Linked DNA regions of Homo sapiens: region 1 is linked to region 2. The links are chromatin contacts, found by Hi-C or POLR2A ChIA-PET in ENCODE. All regions are on one chromosome and are shown on one strand. The core of a region is the stretch at or near the end of the contact, and the rest is flanking DNA. Distances in the headings are between cores, read along the strand shown. Region 1 overlaps YARS1 (tyrosyl-tRNA synthetase 1). Region 2 overlaps NHSL3 (NHS like 3).

Region 1 (6,432 bases), core at 2,918-5,417, 39 kb after region 2:
CAAGACTCTGTCTCAAAAAAAAAAAAAAAAAAAAAAAAAAGATGAGTTTTGCCAGGCGCGGTGGCTCACGCTTGTAATCTCAGCACTCTGGGAGGCCAAGGTCGGAGGATCATGAGGTCAGGAGACCGAGACCACCTTGGCTAACACGGTGAAACCCCGTCTCTATTAAAAATACAAAAAATTAGCAGGGTGTGGTGGCGGGCGCCTGTAGTCCCAGCTACTTGGGAAGCTGAGGCAGGAGAATGGCGTGAACCCGGGAGGTGGAGGTTGCAGTGAGCCGAGATGGCGCTATTGCACTCCAGCCTGGGCGACAGAGCAAGACTCCATCTCAAAAAACAAAAAACAAACAAACAAAAAATGAGTTTTACTCCAACTGTTGTTGGAGGAAAAATGTAGTAAAACTGTTTCTTGCATTGTTGGGCAGTGGTAAAAATATCTAACTTAAACTGTAATAAATTGCAAGGATATGTGTTGTAATCTCTAGGGCAGGGATGGGCAAACTGTTTTAGAAAGGGCCAGTTAATAAAGATTTTAGGGGCTGGGTGCAGTGGCTCACGTCTGTAATCCTAGCACTATGGGAGGCCAAGGCGGGCAGATCATGAGGTCAAGAGATCAAGACCATTCCTGGCCAACATGGTGAAACCCTGTCTCTACTAAAAATACAAAAATTAGCTGGGTGTGGTGGCACGCGCCTGTAGTCCCAGCTACTTGGGAGGCTGAGGCAGGAGAATTGCTGGAACCCAAGAGGCAGAGGTTGCAGTGAGCCAAGATTGTGCCACTGCACTCCAGCATGGGTGACAAAGCGAGACTCCCTCTCAAAAAAAAAAAAAAAAGATTTTAGGCTTTATGGGCCACATATGCTCTTTACTGCTTATTCTTCATCTTTTTTCACAATCCTTAAACAATGTAAAAACCATTCTTAGCTCATGAGTCATACAAAAACAAGGTATGGGCCAAATCCCTGCTTTAATAATAAAAGGAGGTCCAACTAAAAAGTTAATCAAGCAGATACAATGAAATAATAGGCCAGGTGCAGTGGCTCATGCTTGTAATCCCAGTACTTTGACAGGCTGAGATGGGTGGATCATGAGGTCAGGAGTTCGAGATCAGCCTGGCCAACATAGTGAAACTCCGTCTCTACTAAAAATACAAAAAAATTAGCCGGGTGTGGTGGCAGGCACCTGTAATCCCAGCTACTTGGGAGGCTGAGGCAAAGAGAGTCACTTGAACCTGGGAAACAGAGGTTGCAGTGAGCCGAGATCGCGCCACTGCACTCCAGCCCAGGCAACAGTGTGAGACTCTGTCTTTAAAAAACAAACAAAAAACAACAAAAAACAAATAATAAGAAATAATCAAAAAATGTATTTATTTTTTTCTTTTTTGTTTTTTTTTTCAGAGACAAGGTCTTGCTTTGTCACCCAGTTTGGAGTGTGATGGTGTGATCATGGCTCACTGCAGCCAGGATCACACCTCCTGGGCTCAAGCAATTATTCTGCCTCGGCCTCCTGAATAGCTGGGACTACAGAGGCGTGCCTGGCTAATTTTTTATTTTATTGTGGAGACAGAGTCTTGCTATGTGGCCCAGGCTGGTCTCAAACTCCTGGGCTCAAATGATCCTCCTGCCTCAGCCTCCCAACGTGCTAGGATTACAGGCATGAGCCACAGTGCCTGGCCCTCAAAAAATTTATATTGTGGCTGGGTGCAGTGGCTCACACCTGTAATCCCAGTGCTTTGGAAGGCTGAGATGGGTGGATCACCTGAGGTCAGGAGTTCAAAACCAGCCTGGCCAACATGGTGAAACCCCATCTCTACTTAAAAATATAAAAATTACCTAGGCATGGTGGCAGGCACCTGTAATCCCAGCTACTCGGCAGGCTGAGGCAGGAGAATCGCTTGAACCCGGGAGGTGGAGGTTGCAGTGAGCCGAGAGTGAGCCATTGCACTCCAGCCTGGGTGACAATAGCGAAACTCAGTCTCAAAAAAAAAAAAAAAAAAAAAAAAAAAAAAATATATATATATATATATATATATATATATATATATATATATATATATATATATAGTAAGCATTTCTGTATTCATTAACTATATCAAAAAACTAAGCCAGGCACAGTGGATCTCACCTATAATCCCAGCACTTTGGGAGGCCAAGGCAGGAAGACTGCTTGAGCCCAGGGGTTTGAGACCTGCCTGGGCAACACAGGGAGGCCTCATCCCTACAAGTAATTTTAAAACTACCCGGGTGTTGTGGCATGCACCTGTGGTCCCAGCTACTTGGGAGGCTGAGGTGGGAGAACTGCTTGAGCCCAGGCTGTCGAGGCTGTGATGAGCCATGACCGCATTACTGCACTCTGGCCTGGGCGACAGAGTGAGAACTTGTCTCAAAAAAAAGACAAGAAAAAGAAAAAGATGCTGGGAAATGCGAACCAAATGCTCTGTGAAAGGACAGTAGTTCCAACTGGTAATGCCTCTCCTTGGAAACTGGGCTATTAGGAAAGGAGTAAATCCAACAGGTGCGGGAGCAGCTTCCTGGTTGTCACCAGGCACATGGGCTCTGGAGTTTGAAAGATCTGGGTACTAATAATTCCTGCTCAGTTACTAACTGTGTGATATTGGACAACTTCTTATCTTCTATCCTCAGTGTTCTCATCTGCAAAACAAGGAGAATATTTACCATACACTATGACTAGTGGGACTGACACATCATAGTTCAATAAACACAGCTGCATACCTCTGAGGTGCAAGTGAAAAAAGACAGGAAAGCAGACACTCACCTTCTCTGCAAAGGTGAAAATCTTTCTCTGATCAATGCCTCCAAATTGGGCATCTACTTTTAAATACTCTTCATCCAAAGCCTGTGGAAAGAAACACATGAACATAAACATCTACTTTATTTTTTTGAGACAGAGTCTCGCTCTGTCGCCCAGGCTGGAGTGCTGTGGCGTGATCTCGGCTCACTGCCACCTCTGCCTCTCAGGTTCAAGTGAGTCTCCTGCCTCAGCCTCCCGAGTAGTTGGGATTACAGACATGCACCACCACGCCCGGCTAATTTTTTGTATTTTTAGTAGAGACAACGTTTTGCCATGTTGCCCAGGCTGGCCTTAAAATCCTGAGCTCACCTTGGCCACCCACCTTGGCCTCCCAAAGTGCTGGGATTACAGGCGAGAGCCACCATGCCCAGCCTAAACATCTACTTTATTTCTTCTATATGGGTCTGAGAAATCAGAAACTTTAGGAAATTACTAGATTTTTCAGAAGGTAAAGCCAAGAAGAAAATAAACAGCAGTCAGCTTCCCTCTTGGCCTCAAAAGCTGCAAAGACAGTTGCTGAGTGTTTGCGGTGAACATTACTCTATGTGGATGTCATGGGATAAAAAAATAAGAGTAGTCTCTGCCCTCAGGATATGCAGAATCCTGCAGGGAGGGAGAGAAGAAGAAAACAAACCATAGTCATGCCAAAGGTATTCTACTGAATAAGGTGGCCTGTGACAAATGAAATATAAGTAGCATAAAGAAGTCCTGTGAGAATTCGGGAAAAAGGTAAGACTGAACTAGAAAACAGTGACTGTCTGGGTGCGATGGCTCACGCCTGTAATCCCAGCACTTTGGGAGGCTGAGGTGGAAAGATCACTTGAGCCCGGGTGTCTCTCCAAAAATAAAAAACAAACAAACAAACAAAAAGAAATTAGCCAAGTGTGATGGTGCGCATCTATAGTCCCAGCTACTCAGGAGGCTGAGGTAGGAGGATCACCTAAGCCCAGAGAGGTCGTGGCTGCGGTGAGCCATGATCGTGCCACTGCACCCGAGCCTGGGAGACAGAGTGAAGCCCTGTCTCAAAAAATAAAATTAAATTAAAATAAATAAATAAAACAGTGACTGTCACTTATGACATGCCAGGCCTGCTGCCAGCTCCGTGGATGGTGAGATAAATCAGACCCAGACTCTCCCTTCAAGAAGCCCAATTATCCAGCTGGGGAGAGACATGTAAACAGATCATTTCAACTCAGCGTGCTAAGGGTTAACCCAGATGTTCATATAAGGAACAGTGTTGACATAAAAGAAGAAATTATCTCTATTTAGTAAGATGGGTGTGGAGAAGTCTTCCTAGAATCAGATTGTGGGCTAAGCTTGGTTTTGAACAACATATAGATGTTTTTCACCATGCAGAGGAAATAGAATGTGAGAAGGCACAGAGGTGTGAAGTGTTTAGGGAAATTTTGAGTGATTCAGTCTGCAAAAGTACGAACTTCAAGGGAGGTGGGAAGTAGTGACTGATGAGGTTAGAAAAGTAGGTAAAGACCATGAAATGTCATGCTAGGGTGCCTAGTGTTATCTTGGCCAATGAAAGGTTTTAAGGAGAGGAGAAATATGACCAGCACTGTAGGAAGATCTCAACAGTAACAGGGCAGGGCAGAGACTGGAGACTCATGGGTTGGAGACAAAGTGAATGCCTCAAAGGCTATTGTGAAAGTCTAAGTGAGAAATATCGATGGACAAAAGACAATGAGGACGCAGAGCAAGAATGAATTTAAGACATTTTAAAAAAGTAGAATCGATAAGATTTAGTGCATAATTGGCTGAAGGGAAGAGGAAGAGAAGGCTGAACAAGCAGGAACAGTCTAGAACAGCATTATCCAACAGAATCTTCTGTGGTGATGAATATATTATATGTCTGTGCTGTCCAATATAGTAGCTAACCAAGAACTTGATATATAGCCAATGTGACTAGAGAACAAAAATTTCCATTTTATTTAATAGCCACATATGACTAGGACTAGAGGCTACCACATTAGACAGTACAGACCTAGTTTTTTCTTTCTTTCTTTTTTTTTAGAGATGGAGTCTCACACACACAGAATAAAACAGAGATGGAGTCTTGCTACGTTGCCTAGGCTGGTCTTGAACTCCTGGCCTCAAGCGATCCTCCTGCCTTGGACTTGGGATTATAGGCATAAACCATGGCGCCCAGCCAACAGTGCAGAACTAGCATGTCTCCGGGTTTTCTTTTTTTAAGATAGGGTCTCACTCTGTCACCCAGGCTGGAGGGCAGTGGCATGATCTCGGCTCACTGCAACCTCCACCTCCTGCGTTCAAGCGATTCTCCCACCTCAGCCTCACAAGTAGCTGGGACTACAGGGGCATGCCACCACACCTGGCTAATTTTTGTATTATTTGGCAGAGATGGGGTTTCACCATGTTGGTCAGGCTGGTCTTGAACTCCCAACCTCAAGTGATCTGCCTGTCTTGGTCTCCCAAAGTGTTGGGATTACAGGTGCCAGCCACTGCGCCCAGCTCCAGGTTTAACCTTGGAAAATATCTCTTTGAGGTGACAAGGGAAAATTTTATTTTCTCATATCAAGCATTATAAAGGGCTAGACGTGTTGGCTTACGCCTGCAATTTCAGCACTTTGGGAGACTAAGGCAGGAGGATCACTTGAGGCCAGGAGTTCAAGACCAGCCTAGACAACATAGTGAGACCCTGTCTCTACAAAAAATTTAATTAAAAAAAATTATACAGATATACAAAGAAAAAGTGAAGTCTATCCATATTTTCATCCTGCCTTCACAAGGTAAACAGTATCAACAGCTTGGTTTGTACTTTTCTTTTTTTTTTTGGAGATGGAGTCTTGCACTGTCTGTCACCCAGGCTGGAGTGCAGTGGTGCGAGCTCCGCCTCCTAGGTTCATGCCATTCTCCTGCCTCAGCCTCCTGTGTAGCTGGGTCTACAGGCGCCCGTCACCACACCTGGCTAATTTTTTGTATTTTTAGTAGAGATGGGGTTTCACCATGTTAGCCAGGATGGTCTCGATTTCCTGACCTCGTGATCTGCCCGTTTTGGCCTCCCAAAGTGCTGGGATTACAGGCGTAAGCCACTGCACCCGCCTGGTTTGTATTTTTCTACCCTTCTCCTTGCTCGTACAAATATATGTGCACACAAAGGAAACAGAAGGATGTTTCTGTTAAAACATGTATTTGTTTTAACAGAAAATAGGATCATGCTCAAATTTATTTTCACATATCGCTCTGAAGTTTATTTCCTTTATTAAGATTATGATAAAAAGGATTATGATTAATATAAAGATGTATGAGATGAACAATGTCTTAAAGGACAGACAGGTAGAGAAGGAATTATAATGGAAGAAGTAAAAGAGCTTCCCAGGAAGCGGGGAAGGAAGACGAGAGACACACAGGAAGGCCTATAGGTTGGAGAAGGAATAGAAAATGCATATATTTAACTGGTGCCAGGAGAGAGGTTTGTGTACAGTACAGGCATACCTCAGCGATACTGTGGGTTCAGTTCCAGACAACCACAATAAAGTGACTCACTTGGATTTTTTTGTTTCTCGGTGCATATAAAAGTTGTGGTTACACTATACCGTAGTCTATTTAAAGTGTGTAATAGCGTTACATCTACAAAAACAACGTACATACT
Region 2 (6,095 bases), core at 1,652-4,151:
GAGAGTGGAGGCTCAGAGACTGTTGCAGTAATCCAGGGGAGAGGTGATGAGGTGAGGGCTGGGGACAGGGTGGGGGTTGTGGGAGTGGAGAGGAGTGGCAGCTGCAGAGACACTTCGGAGGAAGTGGCTGAATTGATAAGACCTGGGATTAACCAGATGTTGAGAGTAAGGGCCAGAGGGAGCTGTGTGGGCTTCTGTGCTTGAGGCTGCTTGGCTGGGAGATGGTAGCAGAGATAAAAATAAGTCCCTATGCTGTCCCTTTACATCAGTTAATTCATTTGTCCTTTGTCCTCCAACAGTCCCACAAGCCACAGGCTATTCTCCCATTTTAGAGATGAGGAAGCTGAGTTCGGAGAAGTGAAGTCACTTTCTCAAGGCCACACAGCAAGGAGATGGCTGAATCTGGATTAAAACTCAAGCCTGTCACATTACAAAGCCTGTGCCCTTAATCAGTTTAGGAATAGAAGGGTGTCATCTTATGACACCCTGCACGTCCTCTGGGCAGAGAAAGCCTGCGGCCCCGGCCCCGGGGGATTTGGACTATGTAAAGAGGACTAGTGGAGGAAGCACTGTGGGGAGGGTTAGGGGTTGAGGACTAAGCATTAAAGCCTCCAAGCGCTTAGAGAGGAAGCAAGTGGGAAGGGGAAATCAAGACTCAAGGAAGCGTTGATCCCGCAGATCAAATGCCCTTGTAAGGTAGAGAAGGGTGAAGGTGTATGAGGTGAGGCCTCCTGACTGCTGGAAAGATACTGTAACCTGCCGGGATTGTTTGGTCTTGGCACTCAGGGATCCACCCAACTCTCCCCTTCCCAGGCTAGCTGAGCACTCGGTCCTGGGTAGGTTGGGGAATGGTGGTGGATGTGAATTGGTAACCCAGGAAGACCCGCCCTCTTCCTTTTCCCATGCGTTGCACTGTCAAGCTCACACACATGGCCCTCCTTCTGGTTGGATTTATTGTTCCCATTGTGCACATGGGGAGACTGAGGGAAGGGACTGCTGGAGTCAGACCATCTGGAATTCTTTTCATCCTTCCCCCTGCCTGTAGACCTGGAGGTTTAACTTCTTGGAGTCTGGGGTCTTTGGTAGGTTCCACAGCTGGACAAGGCTCCCTCCTCCATTCCCCCCATGTCTCGTCCCCTTTCTTGTGGGGAGACTTGTGATCAACTGCTTGGGTGACTTGCTTGTGGGAGCCCCGGGCTTCCAGATAAGAGGCTGGTCCAGCTCTCTCTGATCCCAGGGATCTGAGATAAGCGGAATCTCCTTGCTGCCCCAGGCCCCGACTCAAGGAAGGGAAGCACTGACCCCCCTTCCTTCTAGGGGCAAAGTCATCCATGGTGAGGGCTCTTTGAAGATCATCTCTCCAACCCCTGCCACATCTCAGATGAAGAAACTGAGGCCCAGAAAAGCACAGTACCTGGCTCAGGATCATGTTGCAATTAAGGGGAAATGAAAGCTCCAACCTAGGAATCCTCACTCCAGGGCAGTGAGATCTGGTCTGGGCCTGGAATTCCCTTCCTTCCCAAACTGAGGGGTTAGGGCTGCCACATGGAGGGGTGTCACTAAGGAGAGATAGGGAGCTGATGTCAAGTGTTCCTTATCAGACCTTATCTTAATGGTCCTTAACCTTACTTGAGATTTGAAGAGAGCTGGAGTGGTGGGGAGAGGAGGCTGCTGGTGGCATAGGAAGAACATGATTTTGCAGCCAGTCAGAGTTGGGCTCACATCCTGCCTCTGCCATTTCTAGCAGTGTGACCTTGGGCAAGTCTCTGACCCTTGGGGTCAGGGTTTACACTAGATTGTGTGGCTTTCTTTAAGGTTCCCAGGCACTCTGTGATGTGGGTGTTAGTCCCACCTTACAGATGAGGGGACTGAGGCCCAGAGAGGCCAATTCCTTCATCCAAGGCCTGGAATCCAGACCTCCTGATTCCCAGCTCTTTCTTCTCCTTACTCTGTGGTGTCTGCCTCTGGCATCCATAAGATGGGGATAATCATGCCTTGAAGGAACTAAGGAAAGGGCTGTGGAAAGTTAGAATTGCGCCTTGGCTGAAAGGGATTATTATGTCATTGCTGGGAGCAAATACTGGCCCAGAAACTCATTAGGACATTTATTAATATTATCGTAGCTAATTCCTCCGTGCACTACTGCCTGTTCCCCCAGGGCACCCTGTGGGATGGGCTCCTCCCCTCCCTGCTCTGGGCACTCCCTGCCCCCCATTATTTACCTTAGAACCGGCCTGTCAGCTCTGTCCCTGCTGGGGTGGGGCTGGACACCAAGGGAAGGAAGGAGAGGGATTCCGGCACAGGTGGGGTGCAGAGCCCCTACTTTCTTTGGGCAGAGATTGAGGTCGTGCCCCTCCCCCAACTGCCCTTACCCATTAACTTTCTCAGACTTAGGATCACTAAGGTTGTTGGAGTGAGACCCAGGTTCAACCACTCCCTGGTTGGGTGACCTTGAGCAAGTTAGTCACTTTCCCTTGAGCCTCCTGGTGCTCATTTGTAAAAAGGAAACCACTCCTGCCTTTTAACTTTCTTGTTAGGTGTTCTGCGAGACAGTAGAAGAGAAAGTGTTTTGAGAACCGTAAAGTGCCTCCACCTGAAAGTTTGTTATGCTCATTTTCCTTTGTCTTGCCTCTTTGGGAATAAAATCTACATTCTGGTTTCTGCTTCTGCTTCTAGAATGTGTAATGGTTGGGGAGCGGGGGCCTTCGTTTGTCCACCTGTGCAGTGAGGGGTTGAGGCTAAGGGCCTCTGAACACCCAGCATTCTGGCTCATGGGCTGGCCAGGGACAGTTCAGACAGGAGTAGGGAGTTGGGGGCTGGGTTGGCTTCAGAGGGTTCGGCCTCCTGAGCAAGGCCACCTGGACAGCTGTGCCCTCCCCCTTCATTCCTCTCCCCTGAGTCAGGCCTGCCTGGCTGTGGGCGCGCCACCACCCCCGCCCCTTGCTCTGGAATGGGGCAGGTTGAGGCCTCACCCCATGGAGGATGTTGCCAAGACAGTGCGTGCGCATGCGCGTGGCCTTGGGAGGCAGTGGCTCCCTCCCCGATTCTTCCCTTTCCCCAGGCTTAGGAAAGCCCCTGAGTAGGGGCTACACACACCTGTTTTTCTGTACACACAGCCCCTTGGCAGGCCCTGTGTGGGTCTGTGCGGTCGCTCATGGGTGAGGAAGGCAGGGACTAGGGTGGCTTAGGTGTGCTTTATGGGTGTGTGTGTGTGTTTTTTTTTTTTTTTTGTTTGAGACCGAGTGTCACTCTGTCACCCAGGCTGGAGTGCAATGGCGTGGTCTTGGCTCACTGCAACCTTCGCCTCCTGGGTTCAAGCGATTCTCCTGCCTCAGCCTCCTGAGTAGCCGGGATTACAGGAGCTCGACACCATGCCCAGCTAATTTTTGTATTTTTAGTAGAGACGGGCTTTCACGGCGTTGGCCAGGCTGGTCTTGAACTCCTGACCTCGCGATCCACCCGCCTTGGCCTCCCAAAGTGCTGGGATTACCGGTGTGAGCCACCGCACCCGGCCATGTGGGTGTGGTTTTGAGAGTGCCCACCTGCGGAGGTGGCCCCAGTGGGACGCTGCCTGCTGCCTGAGTCTCTGCCCTGGTAAACTGTCTCTGAGTTGAGGAGCCCGCAGGTGTGCTTCCCGGTGTGCCCTCCGTGCTGGGGGCGTGGCCACCAGGAGCAAGGTGTCTTCTCAGATCCAGGAAGCCTCCTCCCCCAGGCATGTTGGGGATGGGGGTGTGGTATGGGATGCTTCCCTCATGGCCTCAGCCCTAGGCTGCACCTCTGGACTGCCAGGGGCAGAAATCCCTGGAACAAGGACTCTAAGCGTGGCTGTGGGCAAGGTCTTTCCACTCTCTGGACCTCAGTTTCTTTGTGAAGTACCCCTCCCAGTCACCTGAGACTCAGGTTGCTGAGCCCCTCCCCAAGCGAGCCACAGGTGTATAGATCTGGGGTGACTCGGAGAGGCTGCGAGCTCTGACTTGGGTGGGGAGGGGGAGGGGTGTCGCTGGGGCAACCAGATGTTATCAAGTGTAAGCCCTTGGATCTCTGGGAATTTGCAGCTGTGGCCCTGACTGCCAGCTGTGGGCCTGGGACCTTGATGAGCTGATGTTCCTCCACCCCCATCTTGGCAGGAGCTCAGCCCTTAGTTTCCCTGGTTAGAGGGTAGCTGAAGATGACTGTCCTGTGTGGTGAAAGGCTCCAGTTTTAGAGCCAGCCAGAGTTCAGGAAGTCACTTAGCTCTCTGAGCCTCGCAGGCCCATGATCAATTACTAGGAAAGTACCTTCCAGTACCTGCCTCGAAGAACTTTTGTAAGAGCCATGAGGACAGAGACTACGTTTTGCCTTTCACCACGACCTGGCATGGTGCCTGGCATGAATTAATCACCCTGCAAATGTCGGTCTACTGGTCTTTTCTGTTTGTGTGAGACTGATAAGAAGAGTGGGTGGGTGGGTGGATCTGGCCTAAGAGGGGAAGAGTGGGGAAGGTAGGTGGTCGAGAAACCTCCAATTTGTAGGGATGATGGGGTCCCATGACCCTTTTTCAGAGGGGAGATCAGGTTTGTAGCTGGCACAGTGCACAGAACGTGGCTTTTGGATTCAAGTTGTTCTGAGTGAGAATACTGCTTTGCCATTTACACCATGGAGGCCAGAGAGGGCAGCTTTATAATGCTTGCTCCCTCTGGTTTCCATTTCCTCATCTATAAAATGGGAATAAAAGTGCCTACTTCTTAGGATTATTGTTTAGATCTCATTGATTTGTTGATGTGACTATTCAGCTCCACAAATGTTTGTTCTCTGGAGAGCAAGATCTCAGCTTGTACTTGAGTAGTCTCCAAGAGGCCAGTGTTAGGGTGGCAGCAACTGGGGAAGGAACTGCAGGGGGGTCGTGTTGCTTGGGAGCCTCTGTGAATTTTTAGTTCCCTAGGGACTCAGAGAGAAAGATGCTATGACAGAGAGGTGTCCTTAGGCACGGCTGGTGGGATACTGCACAGATACATATATATAGTTCACAGACTCTCTTTCACAGTCTCTGCTATGTTTTTTAGAGTTATCAGGGGAATCTTTTTTTTTTTTAAGCTTTATTTTTATATATTTACTTTTTTTTTTTTAGAGACAGGGACTTACTGTGTTGCCCAGGCTGTAGTGCAGTGGTACAATTATAGCTCACTGTAACCTCGAACTCCTGGGCTCAAGCCCAGCCTCCCAGGAAATCTTTTATTTATTTTTTTTTTTGAGACGGAATTTTTTTGCTCTCTTGCCCAGGCTGGAATGCAATGGCTGCGATCTCGGCTCACTGCAATCTCTGCCTCCCGGATTCAAGCGATTTTCCTGCCTCAGCCTCCCAAGTAGCTGGGATTACAGGCGCCCGCCACCGCGCCTTGCTAATTTTTGTATTTTTAGTAGAGACGGGCTTTCACCATATTGACCAGGCTGGTCTCAAACTCCTGACCTCGTGATCCACCCACCTTGGCCTCCCAAAGTGCTGGGATTACAGGCATGGGCCACCACGCCCGGCCCGGTCTTGAACTCTTGACCTCAGGTGATCTGCCCACCTCAGCCTCCCAAAGTGCTAGGATTACAGGTGTGAGCCACAGTGCTAGCCTGGAATTTTTTTTTTTTTTTTTTTTGAGACGGAGTCTCTCTCTGTCACCCAGGCTGGAGTGCAATGGTGCAATCTCAGCTCACTGCAACTTCTGCCTCCTGGGTTTGAGCAATTCTCTCACCTCTGCCTCCTGAGTAGCTGGGACTACAGGTACACACCACCACCATGCCCGGCTCATTTTTGTGTTTTTAGTAGAGACAAGGTTTCACCATGTTGGTCAGGCTGGTCTTGAACTCCTGACCTCAAGTGATCCACCTGCCTCAGCCTCCCAAAGTGCTGGGGTTACAGGCGTGAGCCACCGTGCACGGCCAGAATATTTTTTAACAGTGTCACTACCCAGCTGAAACCCTCAAGGCTTATGGGGCCCAGCCTGACCTGTCGCCTGCTCTCCTCTGATTCCGTCTCCTACCATTCTTTCCATTGCTCAATCCTCCAGCCATACTGGCCTCCTCTCTCTTCCTTGAAATCCACCACTCCTGCCTCAAGGCCTTTCCAC

The links. A loop is a pair of places that touch in the nucleus more often than their neighbours do. ChIA-PET counts read pairs that join two places held with the same protein, here RNA polymerase II (POLR2A). Pooled maps may share reads with other maps.
Region 1: a pooled map shows a loop between it and region 2 (3-fold over the local background). The contact joins two enhancer-like sites. A Hi-C loop is called at or near these places in 2 of 168 maps with a recorded cell type or tissue (mammary epithelial cell and sciatic nerve), 1 of 37 single-sample maps with no recorded cell type and 6 of 50 pooled maps. POLR2A ChIA-PET finds 5 or more read pairs at or near these places in 7 of 52 experiments (A549, H1, HEK293 and 4 more).

The regions. Positions count from the first base shown.
Region 1 is chr1:32,794,989-32,801,420 of GRCh38, forward strand. YARS1 (tyrosyl-tRNA synthetase 1) reads right to left here. Exons shown (of 13, transcript NM_003680.4): 5 at 2,775-2,855. Among named protein-coding and RNA genes, the nearest start is that of YARS1, 19 kb to the right of the region's middle. RefSeq lists an enhancer at 4,300-4,429. Within about 2 kb of position 4,168, at least 7 of the 41 ENCODE cell types and tissues checked have a DNase peak (open chromatin) inside an H3K27ac peak, as active enhancers do; they include PC-9, where a contact is called at or near this core.
Region 2 is chr1:32,757,375-32,763,469 of GRCh38, forward strand. The region is part of intron 1 of NHSL3 (NHS like 3); the gene reads left to right. Among named protein-coding and RNA genes, the nearest start is that of NHSL3, 19 kb to the left of the region's middle. RefSeq lists enhancers at 2,029-2,911, 2,912-3,795 and a silencer at 4,430-4,650. Within about 2 kb of position 2,902, at least 23 of the 41 ENCODE cell types and tissues checked have a DNase peak (open chromatin) inside an H3K27ac peak, as active enhancers do; they include PC-9, where a contact is called at or near this core.